Regions from separate parts of the Mus musculus genome. Here regions 1, 2, 3, 5 and 6 are each linked to region 4. A link is a loop called in an ENCODE intact Hi-C map of the cell type or tissue named here. Cell type or tissue: left cerebral cortex. All regions are shown on one strand.

Region 1 (5,000 bases), 250 kb after region 4:
GAGCTCAGGGGAGCCTTTGGCTCCTCTCCCTACTCTGGCAGTAAGTCCCAGAGGAGACAGATGGTCTGGTCATGTAGCTCAGTAGGAAAGAGTCCAAGCTTCCCATCCAAGTCACTGATTTTCCTGCATGGAGGCAGAGCACACCCTATACTCCTGCTGTACAGGCAGAGGTGGCTTTCTCAGGAAGGTACTGGGGATGTTAAGATGTGTCTACAGGCTCCTCCTTAAGCAGGTAATTCCTCCCCTTCTCCCAGTCAACTTACTTTAACTAGTTACTAGGAGAGGTTCATGAAGGGTGGAAAGGGAAGTGGAGCCAATTCCCCTGGGTGTCTCCTGAAGGCTGGTAGGTGTGGTAGCAGTGGCATGGTGGGTTTTGAGCTATTTACTAGATTTGGCTGGTACCAGGAAAGCATTGTGGGAGGTGATTATGGCATAGCCTGAGGCTCCACCCAACCTATTCTAATACAAGCCAGGAGCACAGCTTATACTCTCCCATGACTGCCAAGCAGATGGAGACGACCGCTCTCTTGTTCACTCGCTCGCTCACTAGCATCACAATTCAGTAGACAAATACTGATAGTGTTCCCAAAAGATGCTGTAAAAGATGAAGCAGCACACATCCAACCCTCTAGGGTACTGCTGTCTAATCCAAGTACATTGCAAGCCCCATCTACAGTTTAAAATTCCCTGATAGCCATAGTGAGTAAAGGGAAATGTGTGAATTTATTTTATGAATAGGTTTCATTTTAGCTAACATATCCACAGCATTAAGTTAGTAGATGATCACTATAAGGTTATTCAATATTCTACTGTTGTTGAGACAATAAGCCTTCAAAATCTGCTATAGCTATACATATACCAATTGGAATGGGACACGTTTCCAGTGCCCACTGGCCATGTGTAGCTAGTTGTTACTCTCTAGACAGTAAAGACTCAGAATTTCTAAAGGAAGAAAAAATATGTTCTTAATTATGATTTGAAAATGTGTATAATAATTATCATAGCTAAACTCCAGACTTGCTAAACACTTTCACATGCATTATCTCTTGTAATCCCAACAATTTTATGAGGTGACAGTTATTGCTATTTTTTAACAGATAAATAAACATGAGACTCAATAGCACTGAAGTGGCTTGTGTTTTTAAAGCAGTAAACTAGTGTGTGTTTGTGTGTGTGGTGTGTGTGTGTGTGTGTGTGTGTGTGTGTGTGTTTGTGTATGTTTACCCATGTATGCACATGCGTGAGCCTGTGGAGGTCAGAGGTAAATCTCAGGTATTGGTCTAGAAACTCTCACTAGGACCTGAATTTGCTAAGTAGGTAGGCTAAACTGATTGGCCGGTAAGCCTCAAGGATTCTCCTGTATTGGCTTTCTCAATACTAGAATACAAGCACATGCCTGTATTTTTCTTTAAAAAACATGGATGTAGGGGATCAAGCCTAGATCCTCATGCTTGTATGATAATCACGTGACTGACTGAGCCATCTCTCTAATCCCTTCTCTTCTTCCTTAAACACGTACAGAGACACACCCTTCTGGAATGACTCCAATGTGTCTCATTGGAGGGAGCATCCCATAGGATGTTGGTGATGGAAAGTATTTTCTACAGCAGCAGTTCTCAAACTTCCTGATGCTCAACCCTTTACTGCAGTCCCCCATGTTGTGGTGACCCCCAGTCACAAAATTATTTTTGTTGCTACTTCATGACTATAATTTTGCTACTGTTATGAATTATAATTTAAATATATGATAAGCAGGATTGTCTCTTGTGACCCCTGTGAAAGAGTTGTTTGACCCCAAAAGGGTTACAACCCATAGCTTGAGAACCACTGCTCTACAGAGAAGTGGGAGAAGGTGGTTGTGAGATTTCTTATTTGAGAAATGTTCTGATCCAAACTGAGTAGCCTTTGTTCCATATAGAGAACACTAAGTCAGTTATCTGTAGAACCAGCTGAGACGGGACAGTGGAAGAACAGGCTGGAAAAGTGACTTAGGACCTGGTTGTAGGAAGTGCTGGACCCAGGGGCGGTGTATATGGACTTCACTACGTAGCCACTGGAAAGCCATGGAAGACTTCCCATATCAGACATTGAGAACTTGCAATGTTCTACTGTAACTAAAGCCTTGCTTTATCTTAAATGATGTCATCACAGCCACTGGGTGGAATGAGAAGAGAGACAAGGGAGAGATAGAGGAAGTGGAGATATCCCTTAGTGCAGTGTAAGCCTAAAGTAATTGTGGAAAGGGCAAGAGATGGAAACAAGGGGCTTTAAAAACTCATTGTGACTAGAGGATGCAGGAAGGAAGGAGAAGGGAGGGAGGGCTCCCTGACTTGAGCTTGGAGGATAGGCAGCAGTATACTCTGAACACAGGCAGGGCAGTTTCCCCAAGCTTGGTTACTATGCTTCTTGAGAAATCTTCCCTGGAAGGACTCAGACTCCAGAATGGGCATAGGTGGGTGTAGTTACTTCATGTTCCCTCTCCAGCTTGCGATTTCTAGTGCATAAGAGTTCAGTTCCTAAGCTGTCTTTCTTGCTAAGTCACCTTGCTTCCTGAGGTGGCATTTATTCCTTCTAGGATCAATGAACAGGATTCCCGCACTCATCACCTATGCCCTCCCCCTCCAGACCAGCACCAGAGGGAAGGAAGGTCTATATGGATTTGTGGTGCCCCCTCCTCCTTCCCTGTCTCATTAGCACAGCAGCTAATGTGTTATTTCTAACCCAAGCTCATTACTCATCTGTAGAATGGGGCTGGAACCCCCAGGGCTGCTTTGAAAACCCAATCAAACAAACTTCTGAATGTGAGAGTCTTCACAGGCTCCATGGTGTCAGGCAAGGTTGCTGTGACCTGCAGCATTTTCCTCTGGCTGGATGATCCCAGACAGGGAAGAACACTGCTACCCTCTGTGCCTTCTGATTCCTGCTAATGCTGTGCTCTTTCTGGCCCTGGAGGTCGTACACCTGCCATTTTTTATTTGGGAATATCCTCCCTTTTCCTTTCCCTGGATGGCTTATCCCCTAAGATCAGCTCTAGTCTCTTGGAAAGACTTCATAGATCCTCTTCATTCAGTAGGAGGTCACTTGCTTGTGCCTTGCTCTCTCTTTCACAATGATTTGTTGAAACACTTAATGGTATTAGAACTACTTACATGTCTATATATTCCCCTAGACTGTGAGCTCCTCCAGGGCAGGGCACATGGCTCCTTTGCTTATTATTGCATCATCCATTTCCTGATGCTGTTTCCAGTGCATGTTAGATGCTCGGCAATAAATGAAGAGCATCACAAGGAGCCACATGCAGAAGGATTGCTCACCAGAGGCTGAGCTCATGTTGACATCTTGAATTCAGGGTTTACCCTGCTGCAGTCATAATGAAGGATTATTGATTATAGTCATGACCCCTTCAATCTCATCCATCTAATTCAAGGGGTCTGCAGAGTAACTCACAGGATCTTGAGACTATTTATATCCTTGAGAAAGTCCAATAGGGTGAGGTAAATACTTTTGAGTCCTTTGGTCACCCAGCAGAGTAACCATGACATATACACTTCCTGGAATTTTTTTGGTTGGACTTATTTTTGCCTTTCCTGTAGCCTCTTTCTCCTTGACTCATTTGTATTTTATGTGTACATGCCTGTGTGAGTGGATGCCATGTCTGTGTGGGTGACCGTGGAGATCAGAAGAGGGCATGAGGTACTCATGGTTTGGGGATGGGTTCTCAGATCCTTCAGAAGGGCTGTAGGTGCTCTTAACTGCTGAGCCATGTCTTCAGCGTCTTTCCTTTCATTTTAAGGACTTGGTGAGCACCAGAGCTGGAAAACCAAAGTTATGTCATGGTGTTCCTTGCATATCCTTGTCTTCCTTACTGGTTCTCCCTTCATCCCTGGGTCAGCTGAGCTCTCCCCTGGCTGTCCCTCTGCTTGAAGCACAACTGATATACACCATTCTCAGAGGGCTGAGAGCAGTCTCAGGAAGCAGGTGAGCTGGGTCCCAGGAACTGTATTTTTTGTGGGCTTACCCCACTCTTCAGAGTAGCAGATCTCCTCTGTGATCCTGTCTGGCCCCACAGTGTTAAAGAGGCCTGAGATGTGATGGCCATACATCTCTGTGAGATCTTACCCCCAGGTGTGTCATTTATCTTACACACCCTCAGCCCAGCAGCAATGTCAGGCTAATGAGTCCAGTTCCTTTAAACTGGTTACTACCCCAGCCCCTCCCAGATCCTCCTTGCTTTGTGTCTGGCCATGAAGACAAAGCCCAGAATTAAGGCCTCCAGATTTATTTTATTTCATGAGGACCCACAAAAGCCAGCCCAGCAGCCCATTCATCCTAAAATAGCCTCTGAAAGCCTGGGCATACGTCAGTGTCCCTTTACAGAGGGATACTGCATTGCCATGAAAGGACCATTTTAACGAGGTAACCACAGCAGAATCGTCTCAATGTGTTCCAATCACTTTGAAACATCAAGGTTTGTTTCTCAGCAACATGGTCCTTCTGACAATGAATGAACTGCATGACAGGAGTGTGTGAGTGTCGGGGGGGGGGGGGGAAGGACAGGGGGAGGGGGAGGAGTCACTGGTGATCAGTCTATGCTTCCATTTCTCAGCAATGATTCCAGGCAGCAGCATGGCATACTGAGCAATGCTGAGCTGCTCTGTTCTCTCTGGCCCGGTGGGAGAGGGGACGGGGACTGTTCATCCCACTGAGAAGGGGCATCTGTGAGCAGCAGCAAGGAGGGGCCCAGCAGCAGTGCTGAGAGTCATTGGCTTTCTCCTCCGTAACTTAGAGCCCAGGGCCCATCACCCTGGAAAATCATTATGTGCTGGGCACACAGAAAAGTCACTTCTCTGATATCCCAAGCGGAGCTCTCCCAGCATGCTGAGCAGAGGGGACAGCAGAGCACTGTCCTTCACTAGTAGAAGGAGACAGGGGCTCCAGCAGAAGGGCAGACAGCTCCCAGAGCCCGTTTCCTAGGCAGGCCCTATTTTCATTGCTGAGGT
Region 2 (5,000 bases), 1.2 Mb after region 4:
TTGTAACTGTGTGGCGGAGTGCAGATTGAGCAACTCTGAAGAACAGACATTTGTCTGAGGCTGTCTAGCCAAGGAAACCAGGGCTGTGTGGCTTGGCATAGTGCCAAATGTGTTTGATAATTAATTGTGTGACTTTAGACAAGTAATTTGCTTTGTGAGTGCTTCAGTTTCCTTTTAGAAAATAAGACTCGACCCAGCGTGACCCCTACTTATTCATTCAAGTGATTCATTCATGTAATAAGTATCAAATACCTAACATGTCATAGACACTGCCCTAGGAGCTGATATAGAAATGACAGAAAAGACAGTGGCATTGCCCCTGGGCATTTTAAAGTCTGGAAGAAGAGCCATATATGTTAGTATTCATTTATCTGTTTATTATTGATTACACTTCTTTGCAGCCCTGTGCATGTAATGTATTTTGGTCAATGATGAATTGCATATACAACGGTGTCCCCATAAGGTCACAACAAAGTGAAAACATTTGTGTCTCCTACAGACACTTCTGTAGTCCTCACATCATATCAGTACCAGGTACGCTGTATATATATTCATGGTAATGCTGGAGTAGACAGATCCTCTGAACTGTTAGTGCAATGGAGATTCAACAAGTCATTATGCACAGTGCATAATTCTTATAGTGATAATAAGAGTTATATTTCTGGCTTCAGGGTTTACTCTGCTATGACTTTTTATGATTAACATACATTCCTTAGTATTTTGCATTACTTTAACATACATTCGTTATTATTTTTCTATGAAAAAGAATAGCTTACACTGTCAGCAGTCACTCCTCTCTAATATTTTCATCTTCTCATGATTTCATCAAGAGGTAACAGCAAGTGAGTCACCTATAACACTTTGGTTTGAAATAATGCACTCTTTGTTGTTAAGACGATGGCAGTGACTGGAGAGATGGCTCAGTGGTTAAGAGCACTGACTGCTCTTTGAAGGTCCTGAGTTCAAATTCCAGCAACCACATAGTGGCTCACAACCATCCATAATGAGATCTGATGGCCTCTTCTGGTGTGTCTGAAGACCACTAAAGTGTACTTACATATAATAATAAATAAATCTTTTTTTAAAAGACAATGACAATTTGCCTTATAGTTCAGAACTTGCGCCATCCACTAAGTGTGACATAAGTATAAAATAACCACACATACCGGATAACAAAACATGTACATGTTATTTAGAGTTGTGTGATATGACTATGTGACAAGTAGCAGAATATGGGCCATGATTGCATGGGAATACTTACAAAATTCAATGAAGATTTCAGACCAGCACTGTATCTTGTGAGGGCCCCGAACAATGAACAGAGCAGCAGTTGTTAATCTTCCTAACTCTATAAAATGCTGTTCCTCATATCACAATGTCTCCAGACCATAAAATTATTTTGCTGCTTCATAACTGCAATTTTGCTGCAAATTAATATTTGATATGGGGCTCACGACCCACATTGAGAACCACTGGTATATTGCATCTTGTGTTAAGACTCAGAGATACATAAGTGATTGTATCCAGTGATGGAGATGACCAAAGTGCGGCAGGTAGTGCGAGAAAAGATGTCCCATTAAAGGTAGGATTCATAGAGCATTATACCCTATGATATGTTCTAATTTTAATATTAGATTTTTTAGTTGTTTTGTTTGTTTGTTTGTTTCCAGGCAACATCTTTCTATGTAGCCCTTGCTTTCCTAGAACATGTCTGTACCTTCTTCCAAGGCCTGATAATGATATTTTAGAAAATCCTCTCTTTAATGCTTTTATGATAACAAATATCAATTGATGCACAAAGTATTCCATATTTTGATGTTGCTCTATTAATAACTCAACCCCAGTTTCCATCCTATGGTTCATTTCAAATTCAAAAGTTTCCAGCAGTTGATCAACAGGTGACATGTTAGCAGGAAACAGTGAATATACAAATTATGGCTGAGCAATGATGTTGTAAGTGTTGAAGTTGCCAAAAATAGTGAGCATTCATCAAACACAGAGATAGGCCTGCCTTGTTCAGTGTAGGAAACAAATGCCATAAAAAGCAGCCATGAGAGTAACTATCTTAGCCCAGTGACAACCACCACCAGTCTCTATGTTAACAGTACATTGGCAGTTTCCTTGTACCTTGGGAATCACTTTGTATTATTAATGGTCTCTTTTCCTTGTTGAAATCACAGCAAGATTCTTAACATTGAAATCTTTTAATTGAGGACTAGAGACATTAAATGACCTCCCCACCACCACTAACCCCAACACACACACCCAGAACCACCAGACCAGGCTACCTGGGATCTTGCAGCTCTCTACTGTTGGTTTTGTCTCTATTAAAGTTGCCTGGTGGGCTCCATTTGCCTCTCCTCCCAATCTTTCAGTTACTAAGTCTACTTAGCCTAAACTCCTTCTCCCATCCTGCTCCCTCTGCTGGCCAGATGTCACCTCACCACGACAGGAAGCATCTGCTGTCCCAAGAATTCCTTCATGGGGGTGATCTTAATATTTCCTTTAATTCTCAGCAATGCACTGTTGGAATCTAAACATAATTCATTTAATTCTGATGACTCTTCCTCCGGAAGATAATAATAATTTAAAAATACTGCAGATGAAATTAGGGGCCTCTACTGGATCCCTGGCCTTAGTATTAATTAATGAAGCTTGAAATGAGCTGTGATTAATTGCAAGTCCAGAAGCACAACACACAGTGTGATGAATATGTTCAGATTTCAGGGAGAAAAACTTTCCAATGGTTGCTTGAGGCAGGAGCCTCCACAGTAATAACCAGTTTGGTTTCACAAATGTGTCTTGACTGTAAAAATTGCAGAGTACGTCAGCCCTGGAGTGAAGTCTGCTGATGACAGCGCAGAAGCAGGGGTCCGTAGTCATCTGCACAGCCAGAGCTTTATAGCTCTCATCCATCCCGCTCTCTCCTCCTCTGTCTTTTCCTTTCTTCTCTCCCTTATTTACAACTTAAATATGGGCAAGAGGAGAAGAGCTCTTCATGTGATGGAAGATATTTAAAGAATGGAACATACACTGATGCTTTAAAATACAAGGAAATTCATCTATGGGATGTTTTACCCCTTTCTTTTAAGAAGAATGGTAGACAAAGTTGTTTGGTAGCACACAGGGATGGAGGAGGGACTAGATCATAAAACTCTAGAGAACTAAGAGTGGTCTCCAGTCTTTAATTGTTCTACTGTCATGAGTTATAATAGTGAATCCAGGATATATACCAATTAAACAATACATGGCAACATGAGAGGAAGTTGCTGTGATGGAATTCTGACCCACCCAGAGAGTAATAAGAAAGATACGCTTAAAGCTTAACGTTGGAGCTGTTTCATGGGAGTCCTTGCTTGACTTGCAGGTTAACAGTATCATCTTCTTGGCCAGTGTCACCGGGTTCCATGTTCAAGACATCTCATTTATTGTGATGTTCTGTGGTTGCTACCTTGAAATTCTTAGTTTGGTGTTTATTTTGTTATTGTTTGTCTTTAAAAATAAGGAGTCCCAAGTTTTCAACTTGCATGGGATCCCTGGCAATCATCCCTCCACTCTCATCCACTGGTATGAAATCTCAAACACATTGCACAGCCTCTTGGAGCTTGTTTTCTGTATCTGAGAGTGAATGGTTGTGGCATCTGTATTAGATATAATAATAATTAAGCAGAGGTAATAGGAAATGATCTTATGAACAAAAATTTTTATAAAAAGATAGGGCAAAATTATTAGCCATCCTGAGACTTAGTAGGTCTTACATAACAACATCTTCCATGAAGTCTCCTTGAAAGTTTATGGGGCTGTTTTATAGTTTTGCTAAATGTGCTGTTGGCCCAGGTTTAAATCTATGCTGCATTATTTAGAACAGCTACACCCCCAAATTCAGGTCTTCTTCCTCTTCTAAGAAGCATGGCTCTCAGGGGGACAAGAAGTAAGAGGAGACAGTGATGGTCAGAGGAAACACAAGACGCAAGAAATGATTAGACCTGGAGGCAGAGGCTTCAGCACAAGGCCACATTTGCAATGATTTAAGGGCAGCATTTAATAGCAGTTTTTCTGCTAGGTGCTCAGCCATGAAGGTCAGAAAAGCAAAACCTCTGCCTATGGCTTTTATTTATCCAACCACATTAGGAGTTAGAGGGTAGCCTTTGACAGCAAAGGATGGAGGTGAATATGCTGCCTTGAACACTTTTCATCACTTCGGTCTTTGTTCTCTTCTGACCTCGGTAGTTTCTCATAGTACTGAGTGAAGATGAGCAGCTAAGAGTCCTTGGCATGTGGAGCCCCAGAGGGCAAAAAATGCTGCTGGGGGATATGGGCCTTGTGTCATGGCAGGGAGTCTCATAGCACAGACTCAGATACAGACTCAGGTATGGGTACAGGAATGCTAGGAGCCCCCACAGAAATGTGTTGTGCTCCTATTTGTTAAAGCTTGCAGTACCAGCAGGTCAGAGAGGGTGCACTGAGACATCGCCAAAAAGCATCAATACCTTACCATTAGTGCTGGGTATGCACCTTGTACTGGTGGGAGGAAAAAAAGAGAAATATTACAAGATTTGTTGAAAAGTATCTGCTGCTTGAGGTCATTTGTGAAAAGCACCAGGTCTTCAGGTTTAGTTACATACGTACCAAGACACCACAGGGATGCCCTTATTGTGCAGAAAATTTAGTGGGCTGTAGTTTTTTTACTGTAATTCATGCATTACTGATTCCCAACTTCTGATTATTTGTGAAGCCTGGTTATCTCTTTGGGAGTCTTTTAAAAGTATCAGGAAAGAGTAGCTTGGATACAGCATGGCATGAGCAAGGGCCTGGGTTCAATTTCCAATGTCCGTCCAAAGAAAACATTCAGAAATTGTGATGTAGAAATGTGTGTCCTAGTGAGCAGAGCAGAAGATTAAAAGAAACAGGTAAGAAGAAGCAGGGACCAGAGGGCATGTTGGGTGTTTGACAAGAAAGGAAGTAGTTATTAATTCAAGATGAAAAAAAAGCTGTGTTCA
Region 3 (5,000 bases), 270 kb after region 4:
AAGCCGATTACCCCTTCACCCCAGGAACAATGCCCAGACAACCAAGCTACTTTCTGTTTTGTCATCAGATAATTCCGTTGCTTTCCTCCTCACAGGGAACTGAGCCGAGAAAGAAAGCAATTGAGAAGGCCAGCCTTGGCCTGCCCATCCCATCCCCATCTGTTTTGTAGGGGAAAGAGAGGCAACTATTCAGCATTTCTTAGTCTCCCTCCCAAAGAGCTCTGTGCACCACTGGGGCCAGGCTGGGTCTGTTGGCAGCTTTTGCTTGCACCCACTAGCCTCTGAAGGGGGGTCTTCAAATTAAAATGCATGTCTTAAGTATATACTTGTCTTTCCTGGGGATTGTTGACAGTCAAAGACCACACGGTCTCATCAGTGTGATCTCCGAGAGAGCCATGATCAGGGTAAATGGCTCCAAATGGAGATGAAAAAGCTTTTACAGTGACAGGGAAGAGCTACTGCAGGCTACTTGAGAAAATGCAGTTTGGGAATAGGGGGAAACACAGGCTGTGGTGCAAATCAAAGACAAGACAGAAGCTGCTGTAGCAGAGAAGTGATACAGAAAAGAAGGGAGATGAGAGAAGAGAGAAGAAAAGGGAAGAGTCAAGGCAAGGGATGCAAAGATGAGATGCTGCAAATAGAGAACTCAGAAGGACCAGAGAGGGGGCAGGGTGTTGAAGTACCAGCACTGACGAAGATGAGCGAAGGGACCCATGCTCTAGTGTGACTCATGCAGACAGGCTTCCAGTTCCTGTCTGAAGAACAGGCAACGAGGTACAGTGTTCACTACTCATGGGAAAATGGCTCCTTTAGGCTTAGCACAACATGCAAATTACCTTCTTAGCATCTGAATGTGTCCAATGATAGGCTCTAAGAACTTTCACAAAAGGTTGGGAATAAGAAGGATGGAGAAAAGAAGTGAATAGAAGCCGGGTTGTGGTGGTGTATACCTTTAATCCCAGCACTTGGGAGGCAGAGGCAGGTGGATTTCTGAGTTCGAGGCCAGCCTGGTCTACAAAGTGAGTTCTGGGACAGCCAAGGCTATACAGAGAAATCCTGTTTCGAAAAAACAAAAACAAAAACAAAAACAAAAACAAAAACAAAACAAAACAAAAAAAGAAGTGAATAGAAAGAGAATAGGTCTCTCTCTCTCTCTCTCTCTCTCTCTCTCTCTCTCTCTGTGTGTGCATGTACATGGTGCAAGTGCTTGCATGTGCTTGTACATGTGCATGTGTATATGTGCATTCATGTGTGTGTGTATGTATGTATGTATGTATGTATGTATGTATGTGTGTGTGTGAGAGAGAGAGAGAGAGAGAGCGAGCACTTGTGTTTAAGGTGATTGTGAAGGATAAAGGACAGAGTTGGAAAAGGGCAAGGAAGGCTGGAGAGGAAGCAGGAAGATCTGTACAAGAGAAGAGAGGATAGAGTAAGGGTTAGAGAGAGGAAGGGAGAAAAAGTAGAAGGCAGGATGCAGAGAAGAAAGAATTTGAAACTTTAAAATAAAAACAGCAGCATGGAGGGCCTGCCAGAAGCTAGGTGTTATTTTGTTGTCATATTTAATCTTCACACCAGCTCCTTATTGGCACCATTAAATGAATCCACTGAAATGGATTGCTTGGTAGCATTTTTTTTTTTTTTTTTTTTTTTTTTTGCTACAATCCAAATGCAATAACTTAAAATAGGGGGTCCGAGAGCTTCACTAACTGCCTGAAATTCCAACACCCAGCAAAATGGGATGGTGAGATTTAAACTCGGTATTAATGAAGGTTTCAGATGACCCAACAGAGCACCCCTCAAAGGAATCAAGGCGGTTATTTGCTTTCTGGACTTTAGATCCCCATCTAAGCCATGCATGCCTGTTGAACACACTTTGGAAAGATTGTAGCCTGTGAGAACTTGGGCCTCCGACCACCAGGGGGAGCTATGTCCCCAGCAGAAGCAGGAATCCAGTTTGTATAAGCGCTAGACCCTTGAAACAAAGAGTTATTTGCTATCTTGAATTTAAGATTGTAGGGCATCTGAGGGTGCTCAAGGCAGACTACAGTAGAGTGAGCTGATTCCTGTTAGCTGCCTTTCATTTTGTTCTGCACCTCATGTAAATAGGATCCACTTTATTCAAAGCAGATCTGCTTCTTTTTCCAGCTCATGGCTGTGGACTTTTCCCTACTATAGTTATTTGTCTGTCACCCTTGACAACCAAAGCATGTCTGCTCACTAACACCAATGGGCCTGGGGCCAGCAAAGTGCCCTGTGCATCACAGATGGTCAGAATATTTTTTGACAAGTGAATGAGCAAACGGGAAGCCAAGGCATGCTTGAATGGGGAGGAATCTTGAGGATGCATTTGGGCTCACCTAGCCCGGATCACCTCAGAACAACTACTGTCACAAAGCACTCCACAGACAAGATTTCCTTTGCTCCTTCTATCCCCCCTTTGGCTTTATTCAAGGATGCCTGCCCTTCTTGGTCTTTAGTTGTTAAACCCACTGGTACTTTTATTGGAGCTGATTGTCAGAAATTAGGAGGAATTTGAATTATTCTCTTATAGAACAATGAAGGCAGCCTCCCAAGGCTGGTGTGTAGACATGTGATTGGTGTTTATAAGCGGAACACTGTGGGTGGTTCCCATCCTCAGGGTGTATGTGCCAGCAGTGATAGAAAGTACACATCACCCTATGTCTACTGAATCAGCATCTCTGGGAGTTCTGGTTGTGAACCGGGCTTTGCCAGTTCTCCTTGGGCTTGGGAACAACTGTTTGCACATACCTTCCCTCTGTCCTGCTCGGGAATCTCAAACCAACTTTTCTTTTGCTGTTCTGAGGTGGGGTTTGATATAGCCCAGGTGGACTTCATGCCACCTGAGCCTGAAAATGACCTTAAAGTCCTTATCCCCCACTTCTGCCTCTGGAGAGAATGGGATGACATTGCAGACCTGCCTGTCTTCACCATCTCATTTTAAGGGATATTGGGGAATCAACCCAGGGTCTCAAGTACTCTTTGTTGGGGCTCAGCTGACTGAAGTACAGTCACAGCACCCCAATCCAGCATTCTCTTGGATGCTAAACTACCCCAGTCTAAGCAGATTCTGTCTTTCTTGGTGAATTCAGGGTCATTGCTGAAGGAAGAAGTCAGTTTTCACCAATGCTGTTTCTCCTTTTGAGTCACAACATAAAATACTTTATTGCGATTACAAATAACAAAGTTATTTCTGCTGGGCCTCAGCATCTGAACTTAATAGCATGCTGTAATGCCACCCTGTGCTGATGTGTGGCATATCTAATATCCATCTTTCTTAGAAATAACAGTGTTCAGAAATTAAAAGGGACTTTAGCAGAGAAATAATTAATGTGGATAACCGTCATAAACACCACAAGTGGAACAAATACAGATGGTAGCGAGCCATGATTGCTAATATACTAACCTGTTTTGACAGAACTTTAATTTTTTTCCTCAGGAGCTTCGTGGATGGAAGTTAAAATATCCCTCTCCTTATGACAAGAGCCCTGTCTTTCTGGGTCAGGAGTTCAGAGATTTCCTACCTGGTCAAGTAGCACCACAACAGAGGCAGGTTTTCAAGACCCAGTGGGATGGGGCTTTGTCTCCTAGGCTGCCTGCCTCCGGGCTGTGACAGGAGAGAGTTCCATCTCCTGCCTCAGGTTCCTGCAGGCTGGGTGGCCTGAAGCTGCAGCCAGACATCCACCTCTCCTGTGCTGTATCTCTGAAGGGGGAAGGGGGCTTGCTGGCTGGGCTCCGCTCAGCAGGAAGTAACTCTTTGAAGATCTTAGCTGCACACAGGTGGGGAATGCAGAGCCAGTTCCAAGAGGCTGCACAGGCATGAACACTCCTCAGGGAAGGATGACTCACCACACCCATTGGTAGAAAAGCAAAGGAGGGGCTGCTTGAGGACATAGGTGGTGGCTCCTGGCCCTGCCTTCACTGCAGTTGTTCTTTAAGCAGACATAAGAGCAGAAAGCCATTGCAGTGTCAGAGGTGGGTCAGAGATCCCCAGAGGAACCCTGGAGGTCAAACGGGGAGAGAGGGCAGAAGGAGCTGGGTTCCATTTCAGCTTATCCTCACAAGAGATAAGCCCTGTGATTTACTGTATGATTTCATTTAGCCATCATGTGATTATCTGAAGTGGACATGGTGAGCTGATATGTAAGATAAAGAAGCTGAGAATTTGATAATAGCCAATGTTCCAAGTTTAGCAGGGGCAAGAGAGCTCCGGGTACAGCTAACTGCTGATCTCTCATGGAACTTCCTAGTCTCTGGGTTACTTCTTTTCTGTCGTAGAGGAAGGAGGTCAAAACAGCCTGAGATGTTAGTCCCAAACCTTCCCTCCACCCATAGACAGAGATCTGATAGATCTGATGCCTTTCCAACCAGCACCACTGTCACACTGTTATGTAAACACACACACACACACACACACACACACACACACACACAGAGAGAGAGAGAGAGAGAGAGAGAGAGTATAGGAGAAAAAGAAGATTGTGAAAAACCGGAAATGATTTGCAACTTAAATCCAAAAGGTTTAAATTGGTGTTTATACCCATTCTCCATGCATGTAAAGAGACTCACCAATCAGTCAGACAGAGATGCTTCTAGACCGAATCTGAGTCATCAATAGCTGTGCACAGACAGCTCTGCCCTCCAGAAGACAGCATATGATCGCCCCGGTATAGGAGCTGGAGAGCTGGAGTTGGAAAGATTCCAGGGAGAGACTGGGAGGAGGTGGAGAGGGCACAGGAGGAGCAGCCAAGAAGGATCTGGTATCTCATTCTGAAAGGTTGAATACAGTCTGGGGAAGGGTCTGTGCCACATGCCTGAGAGAGGAAAGACAAATTGGCATTCCTGAGAAGCTAATTTGGTACCAGCTGAGCTGGCAAGGGAGGGGGCCGTGAGAGGAGGGGAACTTGGGATGGGAGCCAAAGTGCTCCCTGGGACAGACGGAATGGGAAGCATCATGGTAAGTTGGAAAGATCTCCAAGTCC
Region 4 (5,000 bases):
GTGTGCTCCATCATCTCCATCTCTTTGTTTATAGGGGTGAACTTTATCATGTCCACCATTTCTGTAATCTTGCTCCATGTTCAATGCCAGAAAGCACAAGTGAGGGCTTGGCTTCCTTCCCAGCTGTGGGGCTGTTTGTGGCATCCTTGGTTTTACTCACTAAGGCCAGCACCCTTCAATGCTGTGACAACCACAAAGGTCAGTAGACACTGCCGGATGCCTCTAGGGGACCTAGGGAGAGCCACTAGCCCAGAAATAAATAGCTATAAAGAAAAAGATGATGGAAAAAAAAAAAAGCTCTAGGGTGTTTGAGGGGGAATCTTTTACAATGGCCACAAGTTATAGTTACAGTTTAAAAAAAAAGTGAATGGGGAGACAGAGGTAAAAGTGACTATGTGCAATTATTTGCAATGTTGTGTGAATCTTTCAGACAGCAAATGAAACAGATGCCTGGGACAACATTTAACAGCAATAATCTTCTACCAATGTCTTAGTTTACCAGGCAGCATTGCTGGCACACATAGGCTCTTATTTGAGCAGTGCCCATCTGAGCTACAGCCTTCCAGCACTGTTATACTGCAGGCTGGCTTCTGGGCAGTCTTCTAGTAAGACCATCTGTCGTGGTTTGAATGAGAATAGCTCCCATAGGTGCATATGTTTGAATACTTGATCTACACTGGTGGAACTGTTTGAGAAGGATTAGAAAGTGTGGCCTTGTTGGAGGAGGTGTGTCACTGGGGGTAGGCCTTCTGCTTGCATATCAAGATGTGGACTCTTAGTTGTTTCTGCCACTGTGTGCTTGCTCTGCCATCATGGACATTATCTAACGCTCTGAGCTGCAAGCCTAATTAAATGCTTTCTTTTGTAAATAAACTCTGTTTTCTGGTTTCCCTACAGTGATACAAAGTAACTAAGACACCCTCATTGAGGCACGGGGTTACTAAAGTAACACTTGCCTTCAGAAGTGCTACGCAATGCTCTCCTTTTCTTTGTTTTTATACTGGAGCAGCTACCAGTTTCAGATCGATGTGGGGTGGTGAGGGTGCATTGTGCTTAGAAAGATGGATTAGTGGGCTAGGTGTTTGCCACAGAAGCCGGGTGTCCCGAGTTAGATCTCTAAAATGTACATAACTGTGAAAGGAGAGAACTGATCTCACAAAGTCCTCTGATCTCTCCTGCTGATCTCAGCACTCAGTCCACCTTCACATCCTACTCACACAATGATAATACATTTAATTTTTTAAGTCTTTCTTAATAAAAGAAATGTAAACACCAAGGTGCAATGAAGGTGGGCTGGGGGGTGGGGGTGGGAAGTTAGGTGGGCTGTGTCTGGTCTTCCCTGGAGGCTGTGAGGTTAGAGGAAGAAAGGATAATACAATGGCCATTTTAGAGGGGGCTTCTCCATATGGAAGGCACAGAGTACCTCCTGGACACCAGGAGGAGAAGAGGCAGAAGAGGATAATTCTGGGAGGCCCGGGGATTGCTGGCAGTAAACTGCACTCAGTTTACAATTTTATGACATTGGCTTTGAGCCCAGGAAAGAAAAGAAATGAGTTGTCCATTCCTGCTGCTGTTTTCAGTTGTCCTCTGCACGCAGGGTGCCTAATTCAGTCTGAATCACCAGTGTTAGCACTTGGAAGCATGTATACTATCCCCAAGCTTGCCTGCTCTGAGGCAGGAGGCTGCCTCCTCTTAGCTCATCTTCAGGGTATACTATCTCAAGACACAGCAAGGTATCATTTCATTCTAATGGAGGGGAAGGGGAGCTCCAAGGCTTGCACCAGTTTTGGGGGGGGCACCCGTGTCGCTGGATGCCGGGGGCGGGGTGTAGGTGCTCTGTGGGTACCTCACCACCTTCCCTCCCAGGAGCACTCACAATTCGGTCAGGCGGTGGTGTGCTCCGGATGAAGCATTTGATCTGGCCCTTCTCTCCGTGGAGGGCGTGCTGGGTCTGTGTGCTGGAGATGATGGGGGGTCCTGTTGGGAAGATGACATCATGTTGGGGATGCAGGAAGGGCAGAGCCCCAGCTGGCACCCTCTTTTGATGGGTTCAGAAGCGTGTCCACCAATCCAAGCATTCAGCAAACGTTTACAGAAGACCTGTGCGTGCAAGGCAGAGTGCGAGGTAGAGGACCTGAAGATAAATTAGGCATTCCGTCATAAACGTCTCCTGGGAACGCGAGTGAATGCGTCCAAGACAGAATTCCCAGGATATAGTAATAACATGAAAGGTGGTGAGTATTCATGCCACAGGAGTGGTGCAGATAAAGACTAACTGGCTTCAGAGGAGAGAGAATAATTCTATCTGCAGGAGTGTTTTGCAAAGGAGATGGTGAGCTTGGGAAGGGAGTCGAGGCAACCACCAATATGAGAGAAGATTGCCAAGCAGATGGCATGGGAATGCCATCCAGCCTTGCTTCCTTGTTGGAATTCAAGCAATTTCTCAGTTTTCCAGCAGAGGGCAAACTTGCCTAAGAAATTGGGTATCTGTTGGGCCACGAAGGAAAGGAAAGTGGCGCTGTTCCTTCACCAAGGGTGGGAATTACCTTGCAAAAGGGATGTCTGGCTAGCTGACCTCATAGCCTAATCCTATACAGGTCCTAGAAGATCCTCTAGCTTACTGTCTTGTTTTTCTCCACATACACAACCAGCCAGGCCAGTTGAAACCACAGCTCCAAACCTGACTCAGTATTATCCCAATCAGTGTGTGTGTGTGTGTGTGTGTGTGTGCGCGCGCGTGTGTGTGTGTGCAAGCCAAGGGATAGCACCTGGAGTGAAGCCTGTCTCACTGACACTTCCAGTTAACTGCCCTTTATCTCCTTTATATAACTTGGGCTGGACTGGTTCAAGAATGAGGGTAGGGATGAAAACATTCTCGCGTGATCCCAGTCCCTGGGGTGATGGTTGGGATTTAGACCTCAGGAAAGATGGCTAAGAGGGAGAGATCCTGAGAAGAGGCAAAATTATGCTGGAAACAAAACAAAAATTGCCGCAAACATAATTGCTGTTTATTAACCACCTTAATTAAAACAGATTTGCATTTCTATGAGTGGTTCTCAGCCAAGGGGAAAAACAGGTATTGGGAGAGATGGCTTCTGAGTTCGGAATGGGAATAGCTCTGTCTGATGCACAGATATGGGAGACCTCAAGGTAAGAGCTTTGTCCACAGAAGGCTTTAGAAGTGGGCTGAAGCTGGCTTTCCTCCCCAGAGTTCCTCTACTCCAAGAAGCCGTTGGCTTCGAGCCACAGCGACTACATTCTGTGGCACCTGGGTGATGCTTTGCTTTGCAGCTGGGGTAAGTGATGATACCATAAAGAATCTTTTCCTTTCATTTCCCAGGAACTAGGAATCCCCAGGGGGTTCATGGGTCTCTAAAAGCTGTCAACAAATACATATACTTTTTTTTTTTTGGCTTCTTGAAAGAAAACCAAAAAACTAGGATAAAGGAAAGCAGGCTCGGAGAACCAATGGGTAATTGGCAGCTATCTTCCCCTTCCTCCTGGTACCTGCTTTGATCCAGCTCAGATTATAGTGGTGCCAATTCATTTCCCAAGGCCACAGGTCTGGCTGTCACTCACAGGAGGAGGGCTGTGAGATGGGTGTGTTCTAGACGCCAGGGCCGCCGGCTACCACCTCACCACCCCTCCACCCGTTCTCCAAATACAGGCAGGATAGACAGTTCCCAGCTCTTGTGGTGGCTGGCATGTTCCTCTCTTTGCATCATTTTTTTCTAGGTCCCAGTCACACAGTGACTAGCAGAGAATAAGCAAGGGGCAGTTCCCTTCCTCCTGATGATTCCTTCAGCCGTTCTCTACCCAGCAGCCCAGGGAAGCCATGCAGGGTGTGGGGGAAAAATGGACAGAATAACTGTTGGCTGGATGCCAGAGCCTAGGCTGGAATGTGGGTCCTTCTGAGGGGTGTGTGTGTGTGTGTGTGTGTGTGTGTGTGTGTGTGTTTCCCAGGAGCAAAGGAAGATTTCCCCCCCCCCCCAAAGTCTTTTTAAGTTCCCAATAAGAAATGCCTGAATGTCTTAAAGCAACAGTAAAAACGCCAGCCCCTCCTTCCTTTCCCTTAGACACAAGGATGCTCAGTTAGTAGCTCCAGGCAAGTGTGTGTCTGAGGGTCCCGAGCCTTGGAGGGAGGGGGGGTCACAGCTGACAACAGGCATGGCAGCTTGGCTCCTCAGCGCCCTCCCCAGAGCGGGCAGTGGGGAGGGTTGCCGATTTCACTGTGGCCTGGCGCGCTGAGCGGAGTGTCAGACACAGGCGCGGCAGGAAAAGGCTGCAGCCTGTGTTGCCATGGATATACCGAGGCGCGATCAGATGCTGTTATTTTTAGCCCTGCAGTGCCAATTTATTGGTGGCATCCTGGGGACACACAGGAAAGGCAGGAGGGCTTGGGAGTCTGGGTTCTGCCAGGGAGAGGTGACGTGTGAATGCTCTGCTGTCTGGTTAGCTGGAGTAGATTGACCATGTCTCTGCAGCAGTTGCCCTTCTGGAAAGAGAAGAGGAACCACTGGGCAGGAGCTGAGTAATGGGGACAGCGCAGGGATGCTGAAGAGACATCAAGCTGAGCTTGGTTTTTTCCACAAAGAAGGAGAAGAGATGAATTTGTCTGTGGGTGGCTTTCTGCATTGAGATATAGTCACTTTGGATCATTTTCAGAATTTGCCTCACACCCTGCTCTCGGGCCAGGACCCTGAAGCCTCACACAAGGACCTGAAGCTCAGGAGTTTGACCTGAGGCAGCACACAGCAGTGCACAGTGGTGGTGGTGGGGTTTAGGCCTTGGCGTTTCTCACTCCTATAAAAAGGCAACCCTGATTTCTGACCATAGCTCAAGTGTGCACTTGCACTGTACCAGGATCTTGAAACTTCCATCTTGCTGCCAGACTTCTTGAGTCTGTCCTGCATTGGTTCTAGCTGTCTTATGGGCACCTTCCTCTCAGCATCCAGGTCTGGTCTGACACTACCACCCCTCAGTGTTTGACAGGCAGTCGT
Region 5 (5,000 bases), 960 kb after region 4:
TGTTCTGAATGACAGCCTCTCATTGTTAAGCTGAGACTAACAGAACTTAACACAGCAGAGAACTGTGTGGATTAAGTAAGATAATAACTGTCCTATAAGAGTGTGAGTAATTCCCCTCTCAGAACAAAATGTGTTCTCCTTGACACAGGTCAAGCAAATATTATCAATCACTTGTCAGCAGCAATTGGGTTTCGAAACTTTGTTCTTACCTTAACGTGTGGTGTAAAACTGAATCTTGAGGGTGGGGGATGGGTGCATAGTTCTATAAATATTGTCACTTAGATTGTTAATAAACCCATGGAACACAAACGTGATATGTTAGCCCAATAATCCCTGCACTACTCCTTCACACACACACAGCCCGCATCTTCTTGGCAAACTCTCATACCATCTCTATCACTGTGACTGCCTTTCCAAGTGTGCCATAGAAAAGAATACGCACTAGAATTTTGAGTCAGATGCTTTGGCTCTATGTAACACTTTTGATGTTTGTCTGAACCGCCTACCAGCAGATTACCCTTTTGGAAGGAGTCCTATTGTAGGACGATGTCATTCTTTATGCGATGTCACTCTTTATGCATTTGTTCATAGAAGTCACTTGGATTGCTTCCAGATCTGCAAACTCTTAACAAGAGACACTACAGACACTTGAGGTATTGGTTTTGTGTGAATAGAAAAAAAAATTCTCTCTCTGAGATAACATTTCCAGGAATAGGATTTCTGATTCATATAAACAATAAATACATGTTTAGCTTTATCAAAGTGAGAAATGACATGGCTATACTGCTTCACATGACCACTAGCAGCAAAAGGGGATATGAGCCACCCTGTGAGCTAACCAGAGCTTGGCACTGACAGAATGCCTTTTTCATCATAGCATTCTACTAGGTATGAAGCAATACCTATGTGGCCTTAATTTGTACTTTGCTAATGGCTATTGGTGCTGTCAAATTTCTCTCTCTCTCTCTCTCTCTCTCTCTCTACCTCTTTCATCTATCTATCTATCTATCTATCCCTATCTCTCTCTCTCTCTCTCTCTCTCTCTATCCATCTATCTATCCCTCTCTCTCTATATATATATATGTATATATATGTATATATATATATACATATATATATATACATATATATACATATATATATATATATATATATATATATACGTGTGTGTGTGTGTGTGTGTGTGTGTGTGTGAGTGTGTGTACTTTTAATATATAAACCTCCTCTTACATGGAATGGCTGTTTTTAAATAACTTTTAAATTCCATTGCATTTTACTGCTGAAATTGTGTTATCTGAAGATGAATTTGCGAATGAACTCTTATGCCCTTTTAGGTCTTACAGTCCATAAGCTCTGCTTGTTTTCTGTACACTAACTCCTCATGGGTTTCTGTTACTAGTGTTCTTTAGCATGGAGATGCAATGCAGTGGAGCACACTGGGTTTACATCTAAGCATTTCTTTTTTCTTGAAGCTATTTTAGACAGTAAATTTGTTAATTATTTCAAACTATCCACTATGTGGAGAACCAACTTATTATTTGTTGGTTGACATGGATAAACTGGTTTCCTACTTCTGTATCTCTCTTGGAATTTTTCTACTGAGCAGATTATGTCATCTGAGGGTGGGGGTACTTGTGTGTGTCTCTCACTTCTCCTGAAATTCTCTCTTCTCAAGGTCACTGCCTTGTTTTATGCTATTGTGTATCCACAATGGAACAGTGGAGAGAAAAAGTATGCAACTCATTGTCCTTGTCACTTGGTTGATATTTTGAATTCTGACATCTTCCTCAACCCTTCATTTAGGTGCTGCCTTACCAGAGTTCTTTAAAAAATATTCTGAATTCTGCATATATGTATAGCTTCATTCAATTCAAGGGACAATGGAAATTTTGTTTACCTATTTTTGCATCAAACTATGACCAGAGACTGTATTATGGTGTATTCTTATTTCCCAAGCCATTTCCCCTTCCTTCCTCATATTCCTGTCTCCTTCATCCCCCACATTCAGGCTTCTTTTCTGATTTTAGTTCCAGAAGTCATCTAGGGCGAGTTAGATGCCTACCCTGAAACAGAGAGAGGGATGGAGAAAGGGAGGGAGAGAGGGGGAGACATAGACAGATGATTAGACATAGATATATAGAAGGAGGGAGGGAGGGAGGGAGGGAGGGAGAGAGAGAGAGAGAGAGAGGGAGAGAGAGAGAGAGAGAGAGAGAGAACAAATAGCGCATAAAATCCTGGCTTCCTTAGTATTGTGCTCTAAGAAATTGAGCTAAATGAGTCTAGACACAAGGCAGGAGAAAACTTTAACTCAGCTTATGTTCAGATTATTTCAAATTAGCGAGTTAATGAACCCCTGAAACCACAGAAATTATTTGGATCAATTTACAACACAGGAAATCAATGGAAGCATTCTTTGGTTGGCCGGCGTGGTTATTGGTAATTCTGCACCATTCACATCTAGAAATGGCTGTGTGGACAGTTGCTGCTGGAGGGCTGGGGACCTGCATGGAGGGACAGCACTGGGAGCCAGTCAGGTGAAAGAACCAAGGGCAGAAGTCCCAAGTGCTTCTTGGGAGGTCTTAAGTTGGGTTTCCTCCATGGCTCTGGAGTCCTCCATAAATCTTAGCTCTCTGGTAATAATCTGCTCGCTCTCTGCTGAGCTGGCTGGTGAGGCTGAACAGAGAAATTCTGAAAACCCAGTCGGTAAATTCCTTCTGTCCACTAAAGATTTGGAAGTTAGGTCTGACCCACCCATATGAGGCTGCAGTTTGCTATCTGGGGGCACAACTTCTTTTATTATTTCTCTCCCCTTGTCACTATGTCCAGAGGCTATGAGAGCTGGTCTGCAACATTGCCATCTGGTGGCTCCAAGGTTGCATTCAGGGCTCAGAGTAAGAAAAAGAAAAAGGACTTTCTTTTCTCTTTATTTCTTTTCTCCAACTCCACCCACTTTCTGTCTTTCCCTCAAGCCATTCTTTTCTTTGGATATTTTCAATTGATTTGGGTTGAACTTTGGACACATCCATGCAGCAGTTTTAGCTTCTGCTCAAGCCAGTTCGCTCTTCCTGGAACCCAGAGGGAACTGATCTGAAGGACAAACATAGGGATTTGGAAAGCAATAGAGTTTCTGATAAGAAATTTCAACGTAAATAGAGAAAAAGTCGCTGAGATACATTTTTCCCTTTGCTGGAGTAACCATTTAAATGCTTAGTTTCCTTAGCACAGGCAATATATTTAGCCTAGGGACTCCTTTAAGTTTTTATGGTTCTGTTTTGGGGTATTGGGGTTTAAATGTGAAATTTCCCCCACAGGTTCAAGGCTCTCAACACTTGTTCCCCAACTAGTGGTACTACTATTTAGAGAGGTGATGGGATCTTTAGGAAGGAGAGCCTTGGTAGAAAATATATATCACTGAAGGTAAGACTTGAGGGTTTCTAGCCTGGTCCTTCTTCCTGTTCTCTCTCTTCATTGGGACTGCCTGGTACAATGTGACAGGCTGACCTCAGGGTTCTGCAACCATGCCCCACCCACCACCACACCCAGCATGATGATCCCTATTTATCTGGAAATGTAAGCCAAAACCAAGCCTTCCTCTATGAGCTTGCCTTTCTTATGTCAGCTGGACAGGAAACCAAAATAGAGGGTGATTGTGTGTGTGTGTGTGTGTGTGTGTGTTTGTGGGAGACAGACTGAGAGAGAGAGAGAGAGAGAGAGAGAGAGAGAGATCTGAAAAACTCCTTTCTGCAATTTTGTAGCCCTTTCTCATGCTTAACCTTACAAAATGCTTTGTTGTTTTATAGATTACCTATTTTTTCAGTCTCTGAATAAATCTGCAGAGCTCTCCTGCTGTCTGAAAGTTTTAGTATTCTAGTTGGCAATGTCTTTTAACTGCTTTAGCCACCTTAACAGGACATGGTGATGATGAGGTGTAGGATGTTTTTATTTCACTCCTGTTTGCATCTTAGGTCTCTTCCCCATGTTCTTTGCCTTAAGAATCCCCCTCTTACTTCTCCTTAATGTGATACATTCTATAATAAGTTCCAATTCCTTGATGTATAAAGGCCAAAACATATCTGATGTTCAGGAAAGACTGCTCACTGAATGCTTTTATGTATAGTGTTTTTATTTATTCTTTGAGAATCTCATACATACATACAATTCACACTCACCACACTCCCCCTACTTAACTCCTCCAAGATACCTGTCACACATCACCTCCTCTGTCTCTCTCTGTCTCTCTGTCTCTGTCTCTCTCTTTATGGTGTGCTCTGCCATTGGGCACTGGCAACCAGCTTCTATTTGTACTTGATAGTTGTCACAAAAGCCAGCTATGCAGGACACTTAAAAATTAGTATATCATTTTAGGAATTAACACAGCAGGAACTTCACTTTAAGCAATGAAGTGAGACTGATTCCAGGGCAGCAGGAGAGAGAAAGTGGGAGTGGACTGCTGCTAAGCTATCTGTCTGACAAATGACCACAGTCTGCAGAGCTGAAGATGAAAATGATTTCCTGCATGTGAATTTAGATGCATTTAAGCACAGACATTTAACCTGCTTCATTTTCACAAAGGGAAAGATCTAAGCAACGTGGAAACCACAAACTAGTCCACTCATAAATACCGAGAGATGAAATAATCACCTGGAACCCAAGTGTGAATTAGAATTGGGAACTTTATTGTGAGGCAAACGCACTCACAGAAGGGCTATAATTATCTGGATCACTGATAATAGTTTCACCTGGCAGACAGGAGGCAGAAAAAAGTAAGCTCTGTGGCTGAAGACTGGTGTTACAGACCTTGTGTGACAAAACTTAAGGTTTAATTTTTGTTCTTAGTTAATTCCTTATATATAGAACCTAAGTAAATGGCTGTCAATTTGCTGAAGAATTCTCTTACTAAGTGTGCCTATGTGATTTTCAAAAGCATATTAGAAATATGGAATTGACAGTGGAAATTCTATTTCAGGAAAACAAACTGCCAGCACTAGGAAGTTATGGAT
Region 6 (5,000 bases), 160 kb after region 4:
GTCGCTAAAGGTATTTAGTAAGGGGGAAGGAAAGGCAGGGACAGTGTCATGTTTGCCATGCTCTGGCCTGCTGGAGCCCTTCAGGGACAGCTTGGCACAAAGCTCTTTTCTGGGAACCTCTGAAGTATGTTTACCTACAGAAACTTGATCCCCAATGGATCTGGAAAGAACTGGGGTAGTGGGTCGTGTCCTGGTGACCATCAACCTTGGCTGCAAGTTGGAATTACCTGAAAGAGCTGTAAAAACTCTGACCCCTAATTCCTGAGCAGAAATGCAGATTTGATTGTTTGGAGGAGTCGCTTTGAGGTGGCAGGCCCAGGGTGATGTAACATGCAGCCAGGGCTGAAAGCCACCCACACATGGGTCCCACTCTTCCTGTGCCAGTTTCTCTGTTGTGAACAGGTCACACCAACTGTCCATTTACTGTGTAACAGAAGATGAGGTAAAATTTTTATAAACATAGTAGCTTCATTGGATCCACAGAACAAGCAATGTTGTTGAAAGGTATTGTGATGATTTTCAGCTTATTAATGAAAGAACGGATTTGGCAAAGTTAAGTAAACTGGCCAATGTCACACATGTGTTCAGTTGCAAAGATGAGTCTGACCTACTTACAGAGCCTGTGCTGTTAGCCATTATGCACATTGTCGCCTGCTTCAAGACAGCCTGGGGATGGTGCCTGGAGGTTGGGGTTCATTTTGATGTCCCATTTGCAAGAATATTTTGGTGAACAGTTTCCAAAGCAATGAGGCTCAAGAATGACAGGCCAACCTGGCCTGTCCTCCACCTCATGACAATAAGGAAGGGATAATGACCAACATTGTTGTCACTCAGTCTGAAGAGGAGCTGTGGTTTGTGGACCACTGGGCAAACACATGACCTGGTGCTATGACCAAAGGGGTTGGGGGAGCCAATAATGAAAGTTTGAAGGGGCCATTCCCTTGCTTTTGTGGGCTAGGACTTCAGGTAGCATGTGGGAGGATGGGTCCTGCCTGGGTGCATCTGTTTCTGGGTCTCTTGGAAAGCTTACCACCTCCCTCAGAGCATTGGCCAGTGGAACTGACCTCAGTGGTCTCTATTTAGGTATGGACAAAGCTGTTTTCTCAGAAAGCCAAGAACACTATTCCAGATGTTGCAGCTTTAGCCATGTCACTGGGGACCAGCTTGGGAAGTTTTGACTATTGGATATACATCTCTAAGACCTACACGGAGGTCTCTCGACCATCTGTGACAGAGATGGCAGGCACCAGGTCTTATCCCCCCCCCCCCGCCCCTTACTTCTAGCTTCCAAGGGCACAGTAGCCCCCTATGTACGCCCTGATTATCGGGGCTGCCTCTCTCCCATCTGCTGTCTTAGATCTGGCCTAGCCAAGTTTATGTCTGAGTTTGGCTCATTGGCTTCGGCTGCCAACAGTGCGCTGCTCTGCTCTTTGCCTGCCTTCAGACCACACACTGTTCCACGGGGCTCCTCAGAGCCTGGTTCTGGCAGGCCTGTTGCACACTCCCAATCACCGCGTTATGCTAGCCAACTGTTGCTGTGACAAAATACTGGAAACAACTTAAGAGATAGAGAGATTTGTTTTGGTTCCCGGTTTCAGAGCGGTCAGCTATGATGCTTGCTGTGGGCCTTGAAGGGGAAGTTTAAAACAGGGAGGGGCACAGTGGAGCACAACAGCTCACCTTTTGGCAGCCAGGGAGCAGAGCAAGAGAGCACAGGAATAGGAATGAGAGTGAAGCCGGGAGGAGAAGGAAAGAGAAAGTGCTACTGGGGACAAGACAGAGAGAGCCTCCAAGGTATGCATCAGGGGTCTACTTCCTTCAACCGGGTCTCACTGTTTAGTAGTAGCCAGTTCTGGTGTGAACCGAGTAATACAGCCATAGAGTTAGTGCCCACACAGTCTCTCAATGGCGCCACCTGCTGGGACCAAGTCTTCAATGCTAATTCTTTTTCCGCTCACACTTAAGCATAATGCTCATCTCACACGGCCTTTTTCTTCACTGCGCTGGTTACTGCCGGATTTACACAGTTTGGTCTGTGTGGTGGACGATCTCCACCATCATACAGGTTCCAAGGGAGAGAGCAGTGTGTCTATGGGTTCACAAAGCCTCTGCAGGCTACAGCACCCTGGCATACAATGAGTGCTCGATCCGTCATGATCAGAGTGAGTTCGTTTCTGTGTTGATCCTCTTATACTTTTTTTTTTCTGTGCTTTCCCATTATCTGACTGTGCTAACAAGCTGTCTGGAACTTGTAAGTTACTGAAGATAAGTTTCTGGAGGATAGAGTCTTGCTAGCCTCAAACTAGTCCACGCTGGCTTCAAACTCATGGCAATCCCGTGTCAGCCTCCTAAATATCTGTGATTATAGACTGGCACCTACAGGTTAGATTTTTTTAAAAAGAAATGAATGAGTGTGTAAGTTGTGGGGGAGGTGTCCTCCCTTTTATTTTTATTTGGTTTTGATACAAGCTTCTTCAGAAGCACATTAAAAATCACAGAATGCCATTGCAGATAATGCACACACCCCAGTAAGTGTTATTTTGGAAGTTCAAGCACCATCAACATTGGCTGTGGCTTCTGTGAACCAAGTGCACACACGCGCACACGCACACACACAGTGTAAGGTTAGACTGTTTTCTAAAGCACACGAATATAGGAAGTGGATAATTTGGCTAATGAGTTCCGATCCATGTTCTGATTTCCATCTGGGATCAGAACACCTAGCAGCCAATCAGTCACCTTAATTTTCCCACCCACTCTGTAATCATCTGATTGATGCACAATTACCTTCCCTGCTTCCACGAGCTTCCCCTTTCTCATGTTTCCCATCCAACGCCAGATAACCTTCATTTTTCCCCCATTTATTTTGTATGTGTTGGCCACAGTTTGATATAATTATTTTTGCAATCATCTTCTATTAGGTGAGAGAATATTGCAGCAGAAAAAGAAGGGAAGAGAAAATAAATGCCTTCCTGACAAGTCCTAATATTTTATGTTCACAAATAATCTCCCAATATCAGAGCAATAATATTATTTTCTCAATGTGCATTTATTAAAATGTAAAGTAGCTCCATCACATTGGGAACTAAAACCCCTGTATTACCTTGGCCAGAAAATATCACTTATTTATTTCAGATTACATTTCTGGAATTTTAATATTGTTGCTCTCCCACCCAACCCCCCACTTCTGGAGCCTTTCTCCAGCAGGGGAGTGAACCTGACGACTTGATTTCTAAAGAGGCCTTGCTGAATGCTCAGGGCCTTAATTTGGTTATAAGAATTGCTTTTGGCTCTTGATTTACGATGAGGTTCTTTTCTGTGTAATTCTTTTGGCTGAAAACTGAATAGAGGTCTCCCTTTGTGGCTGGCATTTTGACATTGCATTTAAAGACAGGGTTCAGGGCTGAGGAGGGAGAAGCAGAGAAGACTCAGGAAGGGAGAGGGTAGGGTTGAGGTGTAGCTCAGAGGTAGAATGTGTGTAGAATGCAGGAAGCCCTGGGTTCAATCCCTATGTACACACACACACACACACACACACACGAGGAATTACTGTGGTGGGTTTAGAAGCTGGAGAAGTAGTTAGCTCTGTTATTATTTTTCCTTACTGCATCCAGTGGTCCATACTTAGGATGTTAATTTCCAGATAACTTAGTACAGAAGATCCTAGATTGGGGATGGAGAGATGGCTTAGTGGTTAAGAGCAACAACTGTTCTTCCCAAGGTCCTGAGTTCAATTCCCAGCACCCACATAGCAACCATCTGTAATGGGATCTGATTCCTTCTTTCAGTGTATGTGAAGGCAGAGCACTCATATATATAAAACAAATGAATAATTAAAAAAAAAAGATCCTAGATTGGAAGTCAGAAGGTAGGAAAACTGTTTTGCTTTGTTTTTGTTTTTTCTTGTTTCCAAATAATTGTGCGAGCCTGGATGAATGGCTGCCACTCTTCGGACTGTTTCCTCAAGCACAGAAGGAAATGTGAAGTGAGAAGAGATGGGGTTTAGTCCTGACTCTTTGCTAGAATTCCACAGAGAGCTCTGAACAGTATACCACGTCAACGTGGATGGAAGAGAGGAAGAGATCTCACCAGGCCTCCTTTTTTTTTTTTTTAATCTTTATTTTATTTATATGAGTACATTGTAGCTGTCTTCAGACACACCAGAAGAGGGCATCAGATCCTATGACAGATGGTTGTGAGCCACCATGTGGCTGCTGGGATTTGAACTCAGGACCTTTGGGAGAGCAGTCAGTGCTCTTTACTGCTGAGCTATCTCTCCAGCCCCCAGGCCTCATTTTAGATGAAGAGCTGCCAGCAATGAATGGCTTTTGAGAGAACCAATCTTCTTTAGGGACAAACCCCTGAAAGGCTATACAGTCGTCCCACGTGGTCACCCATAGACAGGTGCATTATGAGCAACACAAGATGGGCTCAGCAGGTTGTATTTATGTATACACCCACCCACCCACCCACCAATGCATGTATTAGTAATGGCTAAAGAATGGTCATGAATTTGGAAGGGAGGAGAAGAGACATGGGAGGAACTGGAGGAATGAGAGGGAGGGTGGAAATGATATAAACACAGTACTCATGTATGATTCTTAACAAAAATAAAGGTACACTGAAATGCTGAGGCCCTTAGGTCAAAGTAGCCAGAATCTCTGCGGGATGGGTGAATGTGCCTGGGTTCTGGTGTCTTTATTAATGTTCCATGGATGATGCTGTCAGCAAGCCAGGGCTAAGCTAGGCAATGTCTTACCGGGAGACATTACCAGTAAGGTTGGAGAGACTCGTGTGCAAGCAAGTGGGTCTCAATATCCTGGTAATCTCTAGGTGGCCTTCTTGTCTTCATATCTGGAGAGTATATTTCCTTTGTGATATGCCTTTGGCAACTGAACAGGATAGAGAGAGAAATCACGGGTGTAGGGGGCGTTGCTCCCATCCACGAGGCATGGTGTTGGCATTTCCTTTCCTTGCACACATACGCTGTGATCGCATTA

Evidence for each region. Hi-C counts contacts between places; a loop is a spot of excess contacts. Peaks named below come from ENCODE experiments on the same cell type or tissue, not always from the same donor. Only the 100,000 strongest peaks of a DNase experiment are listed, where the experiment ranks them.
Region 1: it touches region 4 in a loop (2.2-fold over the local background); 11 of 42 quality-filtered maps call a loop at or near these places.
Region 2: it touches region 4 in a loop (3-fold over the local background); 4 of 42 quality-filtered maps call a loop at or near these places.
Region 3: a loop joins it to region 4, with 3 times the contacts of the local background. A loop is called at or near these places in 12 of 42 quality-filtered maps.
Region 5: a loop joins it to region 4, with 5 times the contacts of the local background. A loop is called at or near these places in 7 of 42 quality-filtered maps.
Region 6: a loop joins it to region 4, with 4 times the contacts of the local background. A loop is called at or near these places in 18 of 42 quality-filtered maps.

What each region holds. Positions count from the first base shown.
Region 1 is chr9:34,766,590-34,771,589 of GRCm38, reverse strand. The region is part of intron 1 of Kirrel3 (kirre like nephrin family adhesion molecule 3); the gene reads right to left. Among named protein-coding and RNA genes, the nearest start is that of Gm33561, 86 kb to the left of the region's middle. In left cerebral cortex, no CTCF peak of the experiment used is centred here; DNase peaks (open chromatin) are centred at 71 and 2,422.
Region 2 is chr9:33,853,786-33,858,785 of GRCm38, reverse strand. No RefSeq gene overlaps it. Among named protein-coding and RNA genes, the nearest start is that of Gm25439, 61 kb to the left of the region's middle. In left cerebral cortex, a CTCF peak has its summit at 2,440 (motif pointing left); a DNase peak (open chromatin) is centred at 2,412.
Region 3 is chr9:34,749,902-34,754,901 of GRCm38, reverse strand. All of the region lies in intron 1 of Kirrel3 (kirre like nephrin family adhesion molecule 3), which reads right to left. Among named protein-coding and RNA genes, the nearest start is that of Gm33561, 100 kb to the left of the region's middle. In left cerebral cortex, a CTCF peak has its summit at 1,918 (motif pointing right); DNase peaks (open chromatin) are centred at 2,629, 3,758, 4,720, 4,875 and 2 more places.
Region 4 is chr9:35,017,068-35,022,067 of GRCm38, reverse strand. It overlaps Kirrel3 (kirre like nephrin family adhesion molecule 3), which reads right to left. Exons shown (of 17, transcript NM_001190911.1): 11 at 1,877-1,977. Among named protein-coding and RNA genes, the nearest start is that of Kirrel3os, 12 kb to the right of the region's middle. In left cerebral cortex, a CTCF peak has its summit at 2,460 (motif pointing right); DNase peaks (open chromatin) are centred at 2,467, 3,763, 4,383 and 4,996; H3K27ac peaks cover 1,463 bases.
Region 5 is chr9:34,052,494-34,057,493 of GRCm38, reverse strand. The region is part of intron 2 of 7630403G23Rik (RIKEN cDNA 7630403G23 gene); the gene reads right to left. Among named protein-coding and RNA genes, the nearest start is that of 7630403G23Rik, 13 kb to the right of the region's middle. In left cerebral cortex, a CTCF peak has its summit at 2,862 (motif pointing left); a DNase peak (open chromatin) is centred at 2,839.
Region 6 is chr9:34,854,693-34,859,692 of GRCm38, reverse strand. All of the region lies in intron 1 of Kirrel3 (kirre like nephrin family adhesion molecule 3), which reads right to left. It overlaps Gm33561 (a long non-coding RNA gene), which reads left to right and starts at 4,499. Exons shown (of 4, transcript XR_001779121.2): 1 at 4,499-5,000. In left cerebral cortex, a CTCF peak has its summit at 1,921 (motif pointing left); no DNase peak of the experiment used is centred here.